Regions from separate parts of the Homo sapiens genome. Here region 2 is linked to region 1. A link is a contact called in ENCODE Hi-C data. All regions are on one chromosome and are shown on one strand. The core of a region is the stretch at or near the end of the contact, and the rest is flanking DNA. Distances in the headings are between cores, read along the strand shown.

Region 1 (4,494 bases), core at 751-3,250:
TCAAATCACACAACACTATGAAGGATTTCAGCCGTTAACCTAAGGGTAATTAGAATTCTTTAAAGATTTCTTTTTTTTTGCTTCGTTTTTAGACGGAGTTTTGCTCTTGTTGCCCAGGCTGGAGTGCAATGGTGCGATCTTGGCTCATTGCAACCTCCGCCTCCCGGGTTCAAGCAATTCTCCTGCCTCAGCCTCCCGAGTAGCTGGGATTACAGGCATGCACCACCAAGCCTGCCTACTTTTGTATTTTTAGTAGAGACAGGGTTTCTCCATGTTGGTCAGGCTGGTCTCGAACTCCCGACCTCAGGTGATCGACCTGCCACGGCCTCCCAAAGTGCTGGGATTACAGGCATGAGCCATCGCGCCCGGCTGAAGATTTTAAGGACAGCCAGCCTTAGTGTAGTCCCTGTAGTCCTAGCTACAAGGGAGGCTGAGGTGGAAGGCTCACTGGAGCCCAGCCAACATAGTGAGACCCTATCTTGAAAGAAGAAAAGGAAGGAAAGGAAGGAAGAGATTTTTTTTTTTTTTTGAGACGGAGTCTCGCACTGTTGCCCAGGCTGGAGTGCAGTGGCGCGATCTCGGCTCACTGCAAGCTCCGCCTCCCGGGTTCACGCCATTCTCCTGCCTCAGCCTCCCGAGTAGCTGGGACCAAAGGCACCTGCCACCATGCCCGGCTAATTTTTTTTCTTTTTATTTTTAGTAGAGACGGGGTTTCACCGTGTTAGCCAGGATGGTCTCGATCTCCTGACCTCGTGATCCGCCCGCCTCGGCCTCCCAAAGTGCTGGGATTACAGGCGTGAGCCCCTGCGCCCGGCCGGAAGGCAGAAATTTTAAGAAGGCAAGTGATATGATGAGATTTGCACTTGTATGAAATCACTCGGAAAGCAACATGAAGAATGGGCTAGAGCAGAGCAAGAGGAAGGACAATATAACAGATTACGATACCTTGGTCCAGGCAGAAAACAATGGCAACCAAGCTTAGGGTGACAGAGATGTAGAACACCAGATAGATTCAAAAGATATTTAGAATGTAGAAATGTAGGGACTAAGGGAAAGGGAGGATTCAAAATCACTCCCTAGGCTTCTGCCCTGGCAAATCTGTTGAGACAAGGAATAAAGAATAAAGAAGCAGGTGGGCATGATAACTTCTACATTGAACTACTTACACTCTTATGCAATTCACAAATAAATAATAAGAATGAGGAATGATGCTGACAACCACAGGACTGTGGTTCCCTATCCAAAGCCAACTGTGGCTCACAATGCAAGATAGTAAACAGATTCTAAATGAACGCTCTCAAACTACAGAATTACTCTGTTTTTAGATAGGTCTATTTGGAGGTGTCTTGTCAGTTTCTCATCGCTGCTCAAAAACTCAGGACACTCTAAGGACCAGGAAAAAGCCTACTCCTACTTGAAGAGGCAGTCCAGCATCACTCTGCTGCGAAGCCTACTTGCCAGTCTCAGATAGACTGGGGTGTTCCCTCCTCTCTGAATCCATTGCTCCTGAGACAAACTCCAACACAGCAAAACTCATACAGTAGTTTTATTTTCATGCGTCTGTCTTCCTTGGGCCATGAACTCCCCAGGGCAGGGCAGCTTCTTTCACCACGGTATGCCCAGCACCTAGCATAGTGGCCGGCACGGAGCTGATACTCAGTAAAAAGACGTGTGTGAATCAATTAACAAACGAATGCCTCCTCCGGACTCCTAAATCCTGAAAAAAAACCCCACCACCAGGCCTCGGGGCCACGACGTCCATACCCACTCACACACACCAGACTCGCCCGAGCTCACCTGGGTCACGAACTCCGCATTGATTTGGGACACCGTAGGGGCCACGATCTTCTTGGGCTGCGCAGGGGCTGCCATGGCAGCACTCTTCCCTCCACTCCAGTGGAAACTAAAGGACCGCTCTGGGCAGCGGCAACCCTGGTCCACTTCCCTTAAGTTACTGCCGGGGCGCTTAACTCCGCGCCGCACAAACGCTCCGGGCCGGATATCCTCAGCCTTCAGAGTCCCGTAGGGAACCCGTACAACAGCCCAAGCGTTCCTCGGGAAGCGGAATGGCGTGTAGCCGGAAGTTCATGCAGGCGTTGGGGCTGAGCTAGCGAGCCAAGAGCTTTGACCTCCTCTGTACACGCCCTCTAGCGGGCGGCAGAGAGAAGACACCTCGCTGGCGGGATTAGGAGGGCAAGGGAGGGACCCGGTGGATGGTGTTGGGTGGGGTTTCTCGTGGTTAGTGAAGAGTGCCGTGTGCGGTGAATGGGGATTTAGTTTTTTTTCAACCCTAAAGAAAAAACAAAACAAAACAAAAAAAACAGCCTGGGAATATGGGCTGGGTTTTAACTGCCCTTAACAGTGTTTTAGTTTAGTTTTGTTTTTTTTGAGACGGAGTTTCGCTCTTGTTGCCCAGGCTGCAATGCAATGGTGCAATCTCGGCTCACAGCAACCTCTGCCTCCCGGGTTCAAGCGATTCTCCTGCCTCAGCCTCCCGTGTTGTTGGGATTACAGGCATGCGCCACCATGCACAGCTAATTTTTGTATTTTTAGTAGACACAGGGTTTCTCCGTATTGGTCAGGCTGGTCTCGAACTCACCAACTTTAGGTAATCCGCCTGCCTCAGGGTCCCAAAGTGCAGGGATTACAGGCCTTAACAGTTTTATGGAGGTAAAAATTGACATACAATAACCCAGCCAGGCGCGGTAGTCACGCCTGTAATCCCAGCGTTTTGGGAGGCTGAAGCTGGCCGATTGCCTGAGGTCAGGAGTTTGAGACCAGCCTGGCTAACATGGTGAAAACCCATCTCTACTAAAAAACAAAATTTAGCCGGGCGTGGTGGCGCGCGCCTGTAGTTCCAGCTACTCGGATTCAGGAGAATAATCACTTGAAGCTGGGAGGCGGAGGTTGCAGTGAGCCGAGATTGCGCCATTGCACTCCAGCTTGGTGACAGAGCGAGACTAGCCTCAAAAAATAAAAATAAAATAATAATAAAAATAATTCACATACAATAACCCACACATATTTAGGTTGTAAAATTTGATGCGTTTTGACATGAACATACATTTGTGAAACTATTGCCAAAATCATAATGAGCATATCAAAGCCTCTAAAAGTTTCCTCGTGAACTTTTGCTATCTGTGCCTTTCACTGTTCCCACCCACTTTTCAGGCAACCACTGATCTGCTTTCTGTCACTATAGTTTGCTTTTCATGGAATTTTATATAAATGAAATAATACAGTGCATGCCTTCTTTCACTCAACGAAATGATTTTGAGATGGATTCATGTTGTTGCATGTATCAGTAGTTCATTCCTTTTTTATTGCTTAACATTCGTTCCATTTTACTGATATACCACAGTTTGATAAACTATTCATCTGCTGATAGACATTTGAGTTGTTCCAAGTTCTCAGTTATTACAAATAAAGCCACTATGAGCATTTGTGTATAAGTCTTCATGTGGACATATACTTCCTTTGCTCTTAAATACTTAGGAGTGAAATATTTGGGTTATACGATAGGTGTGTTTGTTTGTTTGTTGTTTGTTTGAGATGGAGTCTTGCTCTGTCGCCCGGGCTGGAGTGCAATGGCGTGATCTCGGATCACTGCAACCTCTGCCTCCTGGGATCAAGAGATTCTCCTGCCTCAGGCTCCTGAGTAGCTGGGATTACAGGCAACGCGCCATCACACCTGACTAGTTTTTGTATTTTTAGTAGAGACGGGGTTTCACCATGTTGGTCAGGCTGGTCTTGAACTCCTAAGCTCGTGATCTGCCCACTTTGACCTCCCAAAGTGCTGGGATTACAGGCATAAGCCACTGCACCCGGCAAGTATATGTTTAAGTTTTTAGAAACTGCCATCTTTCTAAAGTAGTACTATTTTACATTCACATCAGGAGCATATAATTCTAGTTTGTTCTCCACCTCGTCAACACTTAATATGGACAATTTTTTTTAAATTTTTAAGTTCAAGGGCACATGTGCAGGATGGGCAGGTTTGTTACATAGGTAAAGGTGTGTCATAGGGGTTCATTGTACAAATTATTTCATCACTCAGGTATTAAGCCCAGTATACATTAGTTATTTTTTCTGATCCTCTCCCTCCACCCACCCAACCCTCTGGAAGGCCCCAGTGTGCATTGTTCCCCTCTATGTGAATATGGACAATCTTTTAATTTTAGTCTTTATTTATTTATTTATATATTCATTTTGAGATGGAGTCTCACTCTGTCGCCCAGGTTGGAGTGCAGTGGCCCGATCCCAGCACACTGCAACCTCCACCTCCCGAGTTCAAGCAATTCTCCTGTCTCAGCCACCCGAGTAGCTGGGATTACAGGCACACGCCACCACACCCAGCTAATTTTTGTATTTTTAGTAGAGACGGGGTTTCGCAATGTTGGCCAGGCTGGTCTCGAACTCCTGACCTCAAGTGATCCACCTGCCTCGGCCTCCCAAAGTGCTGGGATTACAGGCGTGAGCCACCGGGGGCGCCCA
Region 2 (4,494 bases), core at 1,031-3,530, 3.3 Mb after region 1:
AAAGGCAGGTTTAGAGGTCATGTCTAGCACAGACCATCATCAACATTGCCCCTCTCTTTCTCAAGAGTAAGGACAATGCTGCTGCTGAGGCAGGAATCAAGTTACATAAAGAGACCTCAGAAATCAATGGGATGGTTTTTTGGGTACATTGACTGGTTTAGCGCCTCTGTTCATTCGTCAAACATTTATTAAGCACCTGCTACGTGCAAAACACTGTTAACAGTGCACTACTGTGCACGCTCATTCTCAGAACAACAATCCTGCGATTCCTGGAGAGGGATGGTAGAAGAGGAGTGCTGCCTTGTTAACGAGGTTCTCCCAACTTCTTTTTTTCCTCGGGAATTGTTCTCTTTAATGTGGCACCAGCGGCAACCTTCATTCTTAGGTCGCACAAATCTGAGAAGGAAGAGAAAAACATTGCACGCAGGGCGAGACTTATATCTGGGAAGATGCGTCAGGAACTTGGGAGCACTTGGGATTCAGTCCCCTAAGGTGGTTCATGTACAGGCTGGTTTTCTAAGTGGAGAACAGATAATAGAATTTGCAGAGCCAGGAGCTCTGACTCCTGTGGCTGGGCTGACCTTAGGCTCCAGCCCGCAACCCCAGTAGGTTTCTGTGCAAAAATCTTTTGAGATGAATGCATACTTTGTCTTCTAACAATGCATTCGTGACAGCTGTCTATCCAATCGGTCCGCCTCCGTTCAGAGCAGTTCGTGCCACAGAAGCATCTCCTGCGCTATAGTTATGCAACCTCACTCGCAGCGGGAGTTATTTCCTCCGTTCTGGCTGCGCCAGATTCATGTAACACGCCTACCCTGGGCTTCAATGGAAGTCGTTCTCCATTAACAATCACTCCAGCTTTCCGAGATGAATGCCCTGATAGCATACCCCTTGCGCAGTAAGAATCCAGGCAGCGAGGCGAGGTGTTAAAACACACATACATTCTCATATTCTCTCTCTCTCTCTCTCACACACACACACACACACACACACACACACATACACTTCGTGCATGCAGCTAGGGGACTGCAGCAGTGCAACCAGGGGGACAGCAGGAGGAGCTCTCTTTGCAGTCCCTGCTTCTAACCCCCACTAACTAAAGATGAACTCATGCCAGTTCCATTCTTTGCTCTGCAAAGAAAACACACACACACACACACACACACACACACACACACACACACACACGGCAGAAGAGAGTAGCCTCCAGATTTCCCCTCTGAGCACACTGTCTTTCTAGCCTCTTCGTTCAAGCAACCCGGATATTCCAAGCAGAGTAACGGGGAGTAACGCGCCACAACAATGCAACCTCCCTAGCAGCTCCCCTCGCAGCTCCCACCCCCGCCCCCTTTCGCGGCGTGCCAAGAGTTTGGAGCGCGCGCACGCACACCGAGCACGGTGCAGGGAGGATATCCCTCCGCCTCCCTCCCCCTTTCTCCGCTAAGTGGCTCGACAACGATTTGGGAAATGAAGGGAGGAGGGAACTACTTTCCTGAAACTTGCTATGCTGCACATGACTTCGAGTTGCAGTGATTCGCCCGGAGGCCGCGGCTTTTAGTCCTACCCACACACCCTCACAGCCTGGGCACCCCGCTCGGCAGCCCCACCCCGCGCCCGCTCTGGCCTCCGGGGAAAGCGGGCGGCCGGGAGAAGTCGCGAGGGACTACTTCGCCTCCTTCTCTCGCGGGCGCCCCCGGTTCGGGCAGCGGCTGCGGCGGCGGAAGGAGCGGGCGGCGTGAGCGCTTCCGCCGCCCCCCTCGCGGCTCCCCTCTCTCGGGCGTGAGGAGCTGGCCCGCTGAGCTGCTGGTGGGCACTGGCTGGCGGGGAACCTGCAGCCGCTCTTGTCCTCTCCCGCCGCTTCTCGGGATCCTGCCCCCCGGACCCGGGCCCGCCCGCTCTTCTCCGGCCGGGTGGGAACGATCGGTTTGCCTGCCCCTCGCCTCACACGCTCCCCGCCGCCCCCTCCACCCCCCTGAGGAGGAGTCCCGGCTGGAGCGTGTCTGGAGGAATCCGCCGCCGCGGGGCCCCTAGCCCTGCTCTGCCGGCGCCTGAGGACCGACCCAGACGCCGCCGGGGGTTGAGGGGCAGCCGGCGGCGAGGCGGGAGATGGTGGGGTGGGCTCCGGCAGGACCGCGCCGCCGCTGCCCGGAGCCTGGGCTCGGCACCCCCCCGCCGGCCCCCACCGAGCGGAGCTCTGCTTCCTCCTCGCCGCATCCCTGAGGGAAGCGCCGCCTCTGCTCCCGGGTTCTCCGCCCGCCGACTCCTTCCTGGCCGGACCCCGCTGCGCTCCACCCCAGTGGCTGGAGGAGCAGCTCTCCAGTCAGCCTTTGCAGCCCCTCTCTTTTTCCCTTTCCACCGGGCCTCCTCGGATCCCTTGGCTGGGCACTGAGGCGGGGGAAGAGGCTGGGGTCGCCACGGCGGAGGTTGCTGCCGCCACCCCCCTGCGGGGGTGGCCGGGGTTCCCGGCTGGGGGGGTACCGTTCTGGGTGAGGCATCCACCATGGTGAGGCCCCTGTGCCGCTGCCCCCGCGCCCCCCCGGCCGCCGCTGCCTCCTGCCCCTCGGTGCTGCTGTTGCTCCCCCGCCTGCTGTTGCTCCTCCATCTCCAGATCGGATCACGGTGAGGGAAAGATGAGCGAGGAGACGGCGACTTCTGACAACGAGTAAGCGCCTCATTGATCTCGATTGCTAATCCCCCTCCCCCTATCCGCCCTCGGCTCTCCCCCAGACCCATCCGAAACTTGGGTGCCGGAAAGCTTGCGACCCTGGAGAGTTCGGTGCATCTTCTGGAGATAGCTGATTTCTTTAGCCATTTTTAGTGGCAGCACCCCTCCCCATCCTCCCACATTTAGCTGCTTTCTTTTGGGGTAGGGGATTAAGTGTTGGGAGAGGATGGCAATTGTACGTCTATGAGAGGGAATAATGTGGATGGATGGAAGTGGAGTAGAAACTACCCCTTTGCCTGTGAGACCCCTGTCCCGTCCTTTTTCACTCACATACCAGTCACCATACCTTCAGTATCCATCCTACTTCCTTTATAGCTGTTTCACTTGGAAACTAATGTGTGGGAGCACCTCCTGCAGCAAACTGCTCTTGAATCTTAATTCGATGAGTCAGTGACTCTTAAATACCGATTAAGCCTTCACCCTCTCCCCCCTCCCCCTTTTAAACTTATGACCTGTAAGATTCTTGTAAAAAATAGGGTTAGGGAAACATTTTTAGAATTTAATAGGATTAAGGACACCTGGAGTGTGGGCGATGTTGAGCTAGAGTTTACCTTTGTGAATATTGGACGTGTCTTCAGGAACGGAGAAGAATTTTGAATGCTAATTTTTACCTTTCAGCTATGTGAAAACACATGATTTACGTTGATGTAACCGAATTTACATTGCTGAATATGTTGGTGATTTCATTAACTTTTAGAGCATTCCGGTTTAAGTTTTAGCTTATTTGGGCTTTCTCCTTGCTTTCCAAACGAAATACTTCGTCTTTTAAATGTTTTGCTTTAACGTGACAGCTGCGTGGAGAAATAATGGTTGGCAACACTTTTCTATTGAGAAGGGATTTAATTCCAAGCAGAATATTAGCATCCGTTTTCTTGTAATTAAGTTCAACTTTTGTTTATCTTCGGAGGGTTGGAAAGAGTTAAGTGAGTTAGGACTTAGTCATTTGGATGCATTCCTTTAAATACAGTGCATTACTAAAGTCAGACCTTTTTGAAATAACTTTTTAAAGTCTGTACCGAGTCCTGTTTAACGTAAAATAGCTAGAGAAAGGCCAAACAACATTTCCTCCTCCCTTACTCCCTCCCCACCCCAAAACACACGCTTCTGCTGAGCGGGTGTAGAAGGAGGTACATTGCTGCAGTGTCAGTGCAGTGTAGAAGCAGAAGTGGCAGCCATGTTCTGTCTCTTTTTGTGAATCGCCCTCATTTGCATAGCACACTCTTCATTCATAAAAAAAATAATTAAACATCCATCACCTTGGACATCTTGAAAGGATTTCCCAAGAAAAAAAATTCGCGGCTTATTTGTCTGTGTGTAGATTTTTGAGTTCAGAAGGTAAGAAGAATGTGAAATTTTAGGTTAAATTTAAAAACATACGCACACACAAACAACTACCCCTGTTCTGAGAATGTTGACACAGTTATGTGGGAAATATCAGTTCGGGGAGGTGCTGGGATCACGTGATCGCCTCCATTCATAAAATACCTGGCTGTCCATTCAGAGTGCAGTACAGTCTCTCCCTGCCTTCTGCAGATTAGACCTACTTTGAGGGAGATCAAGAAGTCTATCTCAGATAATGGTTATTTAGGAGAAGAACTGCTAAAAATGCTGAACCGAATGACGGTAACTTTTATTGGTATCTTTCAAAAAGTTTGGATTAAAAATGTTAAGTTTTCTTTTAGAGATGGGAAAAGACTTCTTACCAGTTTAATTTTTTTCTTAAAGCAGTGAATATCTCCTTGTTTCCTTCTGGTTGCAGCTAATAAAAA

Evidence for each region. Hi-C counts contacts between places; a loop is a spot of excess contacts on that map. Pooled maps may share reads with other maps.
Region 2: a loop to region 1 is called in a pooled map, with 8 times the contacts of the local background. The contact joins the promoter of SPRED1 here to the promoter of AQR in region 1. A Hi-C loop is called at or near these places in 7 of 50 pooled maps.

Annotation. Positions count from the first base shown.
Region 1 is chr15:34,967,742-34,972,235 of GRCh38, forward strand. It overlaps AQR (aquarius intron-binding spliceosomal factor), which reads right to left and starts at 2,001. Exons shown (of 35, transcript NM_014691.3): 1 at 1,798-2,001. The coding sequence starts at 1,872. RefSeq lists enhancers at 62-626, 1,795-1,944, 1,995-2,104.
Region 2 is chr15:38,250,556-38,255,049 of GRCh38, forward strand. It overlaps SPRED1 (sprouty related EVH1 domain containing 1), which reads left to right and starts at 2,281. Exons shown (of 7, transcript NM_152594.3): 1 at 2,281-2,662. The coding sequence starts at 2,631. RefSeq lists silencers at 1,631-1,930, 1,941-1,990, 2,091-2,190, 2,371-2,430, 2,441-2,490 and 2 more.